2 separate regions of the Homo sapiens genome follow, and region 1 is linked to region 2. A link is a loop called in an ENCODE intact Hi-C map of the cell type or tissue named here. Cell type or tissue: heart left ventricle. All regions are shown on one strand. Each heading gives the region's core, and the rest is flanking DNA. Links, peaks and the distances in the headings are about the cores only.

The links. Peaks named below come from ENCODE experiments on the same cell type or tissue, not always from the same donor. Only the 100,000 strongest peaks of a DNase experiment are listed, where the experiment ranks them.
Region 1: a loop joins it to region 2, with 2.4 times the contacts of the local background. A loop is called at or near these places in 1 of 110 quality-filtered maps.

What each region holds. Positions count from the first base shown.
Region 1 is chr1:56,146,710-56,151,108 of GRCh38, forward strand. No RefSeq gene overlaps it. Among named protein-coding and RNA genes, the nearest start is that of LINC01755, 200 kb to the left of the region's middle. In heart left ventricle, for the core only: a CTCF peak has its summit at 1,984 (motif pointing left); no DNase peak of the experiment used is centred there; H3K27ac peaks cover 285 bases.
Region 2 is chr1:56,289,899-56,294,292 of GRCh38, forward strand. The region is part of intron 1 of LOC124904186 (a long non-coding RNA gene); the gene reads right to left. Among named protein-coding and RNA genes, the nearest start is that of LINC01767, 120 kb to the right of the region's middle. In heart left ventricle, for the core only: no CTCF peak of the experiment used is centred there; no DNase peak of the experiment used is centred there; H3K27ac peaks cover 650 bases.

The DNA of each region.
Region 1 (4,399 bases), core at 118-4,117, 140 kb before region 2:
TAAGATGTTTTTACAAGCTGCTGCAAAGACTGTTCTCCTCATCCTGTTCCTATCCTCTTGTTTACTTAGACTCAATTGCAGGGTTTAACATGTATTTCATTTATTCTAAAATTCCACAATTCTAAGTGCCCACCGTGTGCATTTCTGGGCATTCCATGAGCACATGGAGAATTCTAGGACAGGAGGAGCAAATTCAGCTACCTTGAGGAGCCAGGCAGGTAGGGACAGAAGTCATATAAATAAATGAAGATGGCCAGGTATAGTTCAAATTTGTGAGCTATGAAGTCTGGTTAAAGGAGAACTAGGCCTCATCTAAAGAAATAGCTTTATTCAGCCTCAGCTAGCCATTGCCATGCAAGAATCAAGTCCAGAGTTGCTAGATCTTATGATTTAAAAAAAAAAAAATCTGGAAATGTGGATGTTGATTGGAAATATCCAGTCTTTTAAATGTTGGCCACTAACTCTCAAAGTTCTAATACACTCTATTGGCCAAACAAAACACATCTGCAGGCTGAGTTCAGGCCATGAACTTCAAATTTACAAACTTTGCCCTGTGAGGATGAGGGAGTTGGGCAGCACTAGTTAATGAGACAAAAGTATAAAAATGACTCGTGTTATCTTGGAATTAATAGCACAACATTTATTTTTAATATTACCCTATTAATCATACGCTTGAACTTTTTAAAGCTGGAAAGAATCTCTGGGATTATATTGTTTAATCCTCTTGTTTTATAAAAAAGGAATCTATGATTCACAGAGGAGAAATGAGTTGGATTTTAATTAAATGAATCCAAATGAATTCATGAAATGAATAAAAAAATTCAAGTTCTTAGAAATTGAGGAGATAATTGGTACATTAGCTCCTCAAACCTTAGTCCATGGTTTCTCAATCTAAGCATTATTGACATTTTGGACTGGATAATTCTTTGTTGTGTGTGTGGGTGGGGTGGAGGGGGAAGAGTTGTTTTGTGCATTGTGGGATGTTTAGTACCATCCGTGGGCTCTACCTACTAGAAGTCAATAGCACACTCCTGCAAGTTATCAGTGGCAAATGAAGGCAAGAATGTTTTTAGATATTACAAAGTGTCCCTGAGGGACAAAATTGCCACTGCCCTTGAAAATCACTATACCCTCTTCCAATCCCTTTGTCTTATGGTTGAGAGGACTCAGAAAACTCGAGAGCTTTCCTCAAAGTCACATGGGGAATTATTGGCATTGCTGGTACCAACACTTGAATCTCATCTTAACTCCTTCTAGAGTGCCCTATTAACAAAAGCCTGCAAATATGAGCCACAATTTGATCAGTAAGTTTTGTAAAACTGCATATTTTAAATTAAGAGGCAGCATGGCATAATGGTGAAAAGCATGGATTCCATGACTGACAAATCTGCATTTGGTTCTCAGCTCTTCTACTTACTTGCTTTGTGACATTGACCAAATTAACCTCTCTGAATGTTTGTTTACCACCTCACCTGAAAAATGAGTGGTAAAATGTATATAGTGCTTGTCACAAGATAGGGATTCATCAAATGGAAGTTGTTGTTATTATTATTATTATTATTACTATTATTTAACTGGACCTGGAGTCAGTAAACTGTAGCCCACAAACTGAATTTGGCCTGCCTGTTTTTGAATAGCCTGTGAGCTAAGAAGTTTTACATTTTTAAACGGTTAAAAAATTTTAAAATAACAATGCCATTTTATGGTACATGAAAGTCATGTGAAATTCAAAGATCAGGGCTCATAACTAAAGTTTTATTGGAACACAGCCACGTATTCATATGCACGTAGTCCATGGTTGCTTTCATGTAAAAGCAGCAGAGTCAAGTTGTTGCAACAGAGATCAGCTGATGGGCAAAGACTAAAATATTTATTGCCTGGCCCTTTACAGAAAGATTACCAGTCTCTTAACTAAACCTGTAATCTCCAAGTAGAAAAGCAGGCAACCACAATTTGTGCAGAGCCCTCTGGTGTGCAGGAGGTAACATAGCAAAATAATTCATTTTTCCTTCTGATGCCCCTTGCAGTTCTAGCATCTATAACCATTGTATTTTACTCTGCTCACTTGAGACATTTCTTAGCATCTGTGTATATCCAGTATTTTCAGAAAACATAGGTTCCCAAGTTATCCGGGAAACATGAAAAAACTTTTTATAGATGTCCTCTCCTGAATAAATCTCATTGTAGAATTGCTACTTAAGGCAATTTTTTTTTCACAATCTGGAATATTTATCAAAAAGAAAGGAAATGGCTTGCTCAGTGTTAAGCCAAGCACATATTTTAAGTGTTGTATGATTTGGACAGGACAATAAAAAGGGATATCCGGTAAAAAGGAAGAATAGATAAGAACTATCTGCCAAAACTAAACTTTAAGAGATGTCGTCATGTTACCTCTTTTTTTAATACCTTGAACATCTTGGTTACAATTTAATCTTACTATAGCCTGAGATTTTAAATGCCAATACATGTTTATAGCCCTAGCCCTGACACTAAGTAGATTTGTGGTCTTCAGAATTCCTTTACAATTCAATACAATACATATATTGATTGTCTAATACATGCCAGGTGCTGTGATGGGCATTGGAAGTATGAAGATAAATTAAACATGGTTTTGCCCTAAAGGATTTCACTGAGGATCTGGTTAAGTCATCAAGCTTCTTTGAGTGCCACCTTCTCATCTGTAAGAGTGGGGCACGGAAATAAATATTTCATCTGCTCCAGAAACTTTTATTGAGCACGCTTGTCTTGCCATACACTCTAGGAGATATCAAGGAATGAAAATAGGACTGTATCACTATAACAATTCAATTACAAAGCATGCCTAGTCTCTGCCCTTCGAAGAGGTCACAATTATAATACAACATAATAAATGCAAAATGAATATGAGAAGCAAGTGAAAGGGAGCCACTATTTTTTCTTAAATAAGGGAGGACAGACTCCACAAAAGAATTAACATTAGAGTAAGTCTTAAATGATATTTTCATTTATGACATGGCATGTTGGGAGCTCCCATCACTAAAAGGGATAAACAAATTTAGAGACTGGGAAAGAAGACTGTGACCAACAAAATCAGCCCCTCGCCCAATGGACCTGGCAATTCAAAATCAAGTCAAATGGAGATGGGCAAGACTCAGTGTAATCTTAAGTTTAAAACCAGGGAGAATCTGATTCAAAGGAAAGAGGCGTCATGTGATTCACGCTTCAGAGCATTTGCTGTTCTTGGTTCTCAAGTACACTAAAACGACTCATTCTAAAGGAGATGATGGAAGTCAGGCACCAGTTTCCCCAAGGGAAAGGACATATTAGTACTAGGAATGAGTCAGGCCAACAGTCAAGTGCTCAGTTTTTAGGATTTCACTCTGGACCAGTAGGACAGAAACAGGTATCTAGGATCAGGATCAAGAGAGAGCAGTACCACATGCTCGCCGGTGTCTAGAAGAAGCTATCTATACACATGTAAAATTACAGATTAATTCAAGTCCTCATGTACATGTAGCAAGAGAGCTTTGTACAGCTTGTCACTCCTGAGGGAACATGATCTTGCAAGCCTGGGTATCATGGCAGGAAGCTCAGGCACTGAAGAAGCAGAGGGAGTTGGTCACAAAGAGAAAGAAGGATGAGAGGACTTTGTAAGTGGAAGCACAACATGCACAAAAGCACAATGGTGCACTTCTACTCTCAAACAGTCTCCATCTTCCCTTTCTTGCCCTCCAAGTTGCCATATGCAATTGTTTCTCCAATGCCAAAGAGAGAGCCCCATCATGACTCTCCATTTAGTGAGTCTTCAGTAGTTTGGCAAGAGAAGTAGGATTTGTACACACTGTTTTATGCTGTTCTCATTAAACTAAATTAAATCCCAAACTCTCAATCCCATTGCACAAGGCACAAAATAGAGCCAGACCTGCTTTCCTCAGAAAAAAACATCCCTTGACATTCGGACTTTTGAGGACTCTTCAAAAATTTTGGAAGCCTCTGCCTGACTCAGTGACCACATCTTTTCCCTGTTTCCCAATACAACATCATTCTACTCACTCCTTCATTTCCAAGGGTCCTCTATAAAGGTCTGTCCTACTGTGGCCAGTATGGAGCACACCTAGTCACAGCTAGTTATTGACCCCTGACGTTCACCCCACCGCTTCTCAGGGTACCCAGGTTTTACTAAGTTACCTGGTGTGCTGCACCAAAGCCTTCCTCTCTGCCCCACTCCCCCCCTTCCACCAGCCTCCAATCCACTCCTAGACCACAGTGCATTTGAGGGAAATTCAATCCATATGTTTCCTTTTCTTTCTAGAGAATGCATCCAGCATTGTTTAAAGAGGGAGGCAACAGCCAAGAAGAGCTATGTGAGGCCTCTCTTGGCCCTCCAGTTCTTCATTAGGGAGCAAAGAAAGGAGGACTT
Region 2 (4,394 bases), core at 395-4,394:
CAATGAATTAATATGTGCAAAGTGCTTAGAACAGTGAATGGTATGTGGTAAGTGCTATATAAATGTTAGCTATGACTAAGAAGATGTGTGGTTCATTTTTTATTAATAAACTTTATTTTTTGAGGAGTTTTAGGTTTACTGAAAAATATAGCAAAAACTACAAAGAATTACTGCAGACCTCTTTCCTTTCACACATAATTTGCCCTTTTATTAGCATCTTGCATTATTGTAGTGGGTTTGTTATAATTGGTGAGCTAATATTGACACATTGCTATTAACTAAAATCTGTAGTTTACATTAGGGTTCACTCTTAGTGTTGTGCATTCTATGGGCTTGGACAAATGTATAATGATATGTACCCACCATTATGATACTCTACAGAGTAGTTTCACTGTCCTTAAAATCCTGTGCTCTGCCTAATCATCCCTCCCTCTCCTTGAATCCCTGGCAACCACTGATCTCTTTATTGTCCCTACAGTTTTGCCTTTACTAGAAAATCATATAGTTGGAATTGTACCAGGTGTAATCTTTTCAGGCTGGCTTCTTTCACTTAGTAACATGCATTTAAGTAGTCTCCATGTCTTTTCCTTGGTTACATTTTTAAAAGGATAGGTACATTCATACCAAGTCAAATAAGGATACTCGAGGGAAGCTGAATAGAAGATCTTTACCTTGTCATTCTGGAGAAAGTTCTTTGAATCTTTGCCTTTGGAACTCTGCTTGCTATGTCATCCTCCACTAAAGTCCCACCCCTAAGGCTTCTTGCCTCTAATTAAGTGAGCCCTTTAAAATGCAAATGTTTCTGGGAGGTCACAGTTTAAATATTTCAGACCTGGGACATAACATTTTTCAGCTAGAAGAAGCTTTAGCGTCACCTGTTTCCAAACCCGTATTTAGAGATGGAAATCAAGAGAGTGGCCGTCCTGAGGAACACACAGTCAGAAATGAGTGAGTGACATGTGATTCATTTACCATGTCATTTGAATGCAGGTTAACCCATACACCATGAACTAAAAAAATAAAACACAAAGTTCAACAAAGTTCTTGTGAATTTCATCCAGAAACCTATACAGCGAAATCCTATTTGTTTATTTAATGTATGACTTTTATCCAAAATAACATTAAAGTACATCAGGACTATTCATTTTACCAACATATATTTACTGGGCACCTATAAAACGTATGATGATAAGTTAGGTGTGAAGGTATGCAGGTAAAAGTAATATGAGCTCAGCAAAAAGTAGGTATCCATGATGGCAGGCTTCCCCAAAGAAGTGACATTTGATCAGGCCTTTGAAGGATGCGCAGATATGTAGAGAAAGAAAGGGTGTGACAGTGAACCTGGGACAGTGTAAGTGGGCTGTTTCTTCAGGGATGGTGAGCCATTTTGCCTGGCTCGAAACAAGGCACACTGGGCTGTGGCAGAAGGAAGACTGGAGACTCCCAGTTATAAGTCAGGATGCAAGAAGACAGGGCTGGTGCTTCACCACCATTCCCAGGCCAGACTGCTCGACCAGGAACTCCTCCTAGAGCACAGCTCCATGAACACTTGCCAAAAGGCAGTCTGCAGTAGGTTCTTAGAGAATTCAAGGACTCCTCGCTTCCTCCCTTGGCTGCTGGTGTTCTCATTGTGCCCACTAAGGAACAAGTTTCCTTGCATTCCTGAAGATCAGACAATAGAATTCTTAAGAGAGGGTTTTCTCAGGAATGAGCCGTCCTGCGGCAGCCCTAATGCAGCCTGGGTGGTGGAGGGTGGGCTTTCCTTCCTGGAAATTCATCTCACTAACAAACTGCCTCCCCACCCTTCTTCCGCCCCTGCTCAATGCCCTGCACTTCCAGCTGCTGCTTTCTCTGCTTATGTAACAGCTTCCCAATGGCACTTTCAGCCAGGATGGGCCTCAAATGACTTTCTGCACTAAATCCCAGACCTTTGTGTAATGCAGTCATTTTGCAACCAGCCTCCCCAAGCTTGCCAGAGCAAAGAAGGCTCTAGGTCTGCAGTCCACCTCATTCAAGTAAACACCCAATCAAGTAAATTCCTGTCAAGGAAGAGTTGAGAGTGCCATTGACAAAGAAGGGGACTTGGAATAGTGATGACTGTGGGATGATCTCTCACCAGTCCCATCAGCACATATCTGGCTCCTGATTGCCTTCTCACCTCTGTGGATGACCACACAGAGACATACACATACACACACATGTGACACCTAGCCCTACGGTTCCCTGTGCTCTTATCATTATCTCCCTACTGCCAATCTTTCCCTCCATGTCCCCATTAATTCTTATGCCATCACGCACCTCAATACCACAATGACACAGTGGGGATGGAGTACACAAAAAGGGGCTATAAAATCAGACAGACAGGGATTGAATCACAGCTCTATTAACTATTGTACCACCTGTATAAACCCTTCTCCACCTCATTTTTCTCACCTGCAACCCAGAGATAAATAAAGCAAAGAGTTATGTTGACAATTAAAGGATATCACATATATAAACATTGTAGAATAGTAGCTGGCATGTAGTATAATCCCAGGCTATTTCCCTCCTTCTTTTTTCCTTAACAAATTAAATTTGATTGCATTCAAATAAGCACAGCATTGGACTGTCCCTTAGCGATGATAGAGAGGCAGTATGATAGGAAGAGCAAAGGCTCAGTAACAAATCCTGTCTCATATTGGGGGAATTTTCATTGCTAAGAACAGAAACCCAAACTCCAGCTGGATTGAAGGAAGAAAAAAATAATTTATTGGTTTGACAAAAACTGATCAATACCCTCAAAAGCTTGACTCCTTTTCTTTCCTTTTGTAATAGATCCTCATGTCTCCAAAGACCCAAATGCTGTACTCATCTCTTTCATACACACTCCAGAGTCTACCTTTCCTAGCCTGCCCTGCATCTAGGTGTGACCATGCTGTGGAATTTAAATTAAAGAGATAAGTGCAATTCTCAAGCCACTGTCTTTAAGAGGGAAGCTGATAGCTTTCCAGTTCTTCTTTTGCTCTTCCCATTGGCTGAGAAATGGGTCAGCTGGGACAATCACTATGAACCTACAGATGCCAAGCCATGTGTTGCAGATGGCAGACTTCTGGACTGTTATGTTAACAAAGACATGAACTTCTATCACATTTAAGTCCCTTTATTGAGGAGTCTGTTATAGCAGCATAGTCTCTAACTTACTAACACAATTCTTTCCAGTGGACTTGATCCAGAAGTTTCCAACAATGCCACCAAAGATGCAATTTCTTTCATTGTCTCTGGTCTGCCTTCTATGGTGTCTGCCTTATTCCAAGACTCTGCATGTTCTCGTCCCCCAACTGCTCTGTATGGCCCCAGCCTACCATAATCCCAGACCAAAAATTGCTTCAGGGGCTTCACTGATAGTAAGAAAAATTGCTGTAGTGGGTACAGACCTCAAATCCTCACATATCACACTCTTAGAAAAGGGTGACATTTTCTTCTATTGAAAAATATATTGAAATATTGCATTTAAAAATGGCAGTAGGGAGACCAGAAGACAGAATGATGGCCAGCAAACTGAAATGGCCCATAGTTGTTCATTTTCTTCTTTGAATGTCTTGATTAACTGTTGAGCTAGAACCATTATATCAAAATTTACACTGAGTACAACAATGGACTTTAGATTCAAGCTCTGATATTCAGTGTGTCCTTCCAGGGCCCTCTCAGGTTTCTACTGCGGGAGGCAAGGCACCTATTTCCCACACAATGTCCTACCAAGACACACAATGGTGTAAGCTAATGAAATTTCCCCAATGAAATTGAGTGCTGTTAGGAAGTAGAAATCAATGCTGGGAAGCTAAACAATGGCAAATGTCCACTCCATCACTGATGCTGCTATCGTCCCAACTTATAATTCCAACCAGAACCTCTCTCCTTTACCTCCTATGGAGCTGGGACTACAGTGAGGTAAGCAAGGCCCCCAGGGTACAATATTTAGGGAGACACTCATTCTCACATGCTAACCTGTGCTTACAGGACCCTGAGAGTGAGTGCCTCCTTAAATTTTGGTCCCTGTGTGCCTGCTTGCCTAACTCTAGTCCTGACACTTAACCCTCAGGCCTGTGTATTGGCCATTGATCCATAGGCCTCTCAAGTTCATCACGATTACAATGGATCCTACCACCTTCCACTGACAACCTTGTCCTCTTATACTCCCGATCACAGGGAATGACACCACCACTTACCACCTATCTGTTTGCTCCAGCCAGAATCCTAGAACTCATCTTTGACATGACTGTCTCTTCCCCTCCCTCCAGTGGATCACAATTCCTAATCACTCAACTCCATACATATCTCCAGAATTCACCAACCTCTCCAATCCTTACCACCCCTAGACATGAAACTAAGCTGCCATCATTTTTCCTCTGGACATC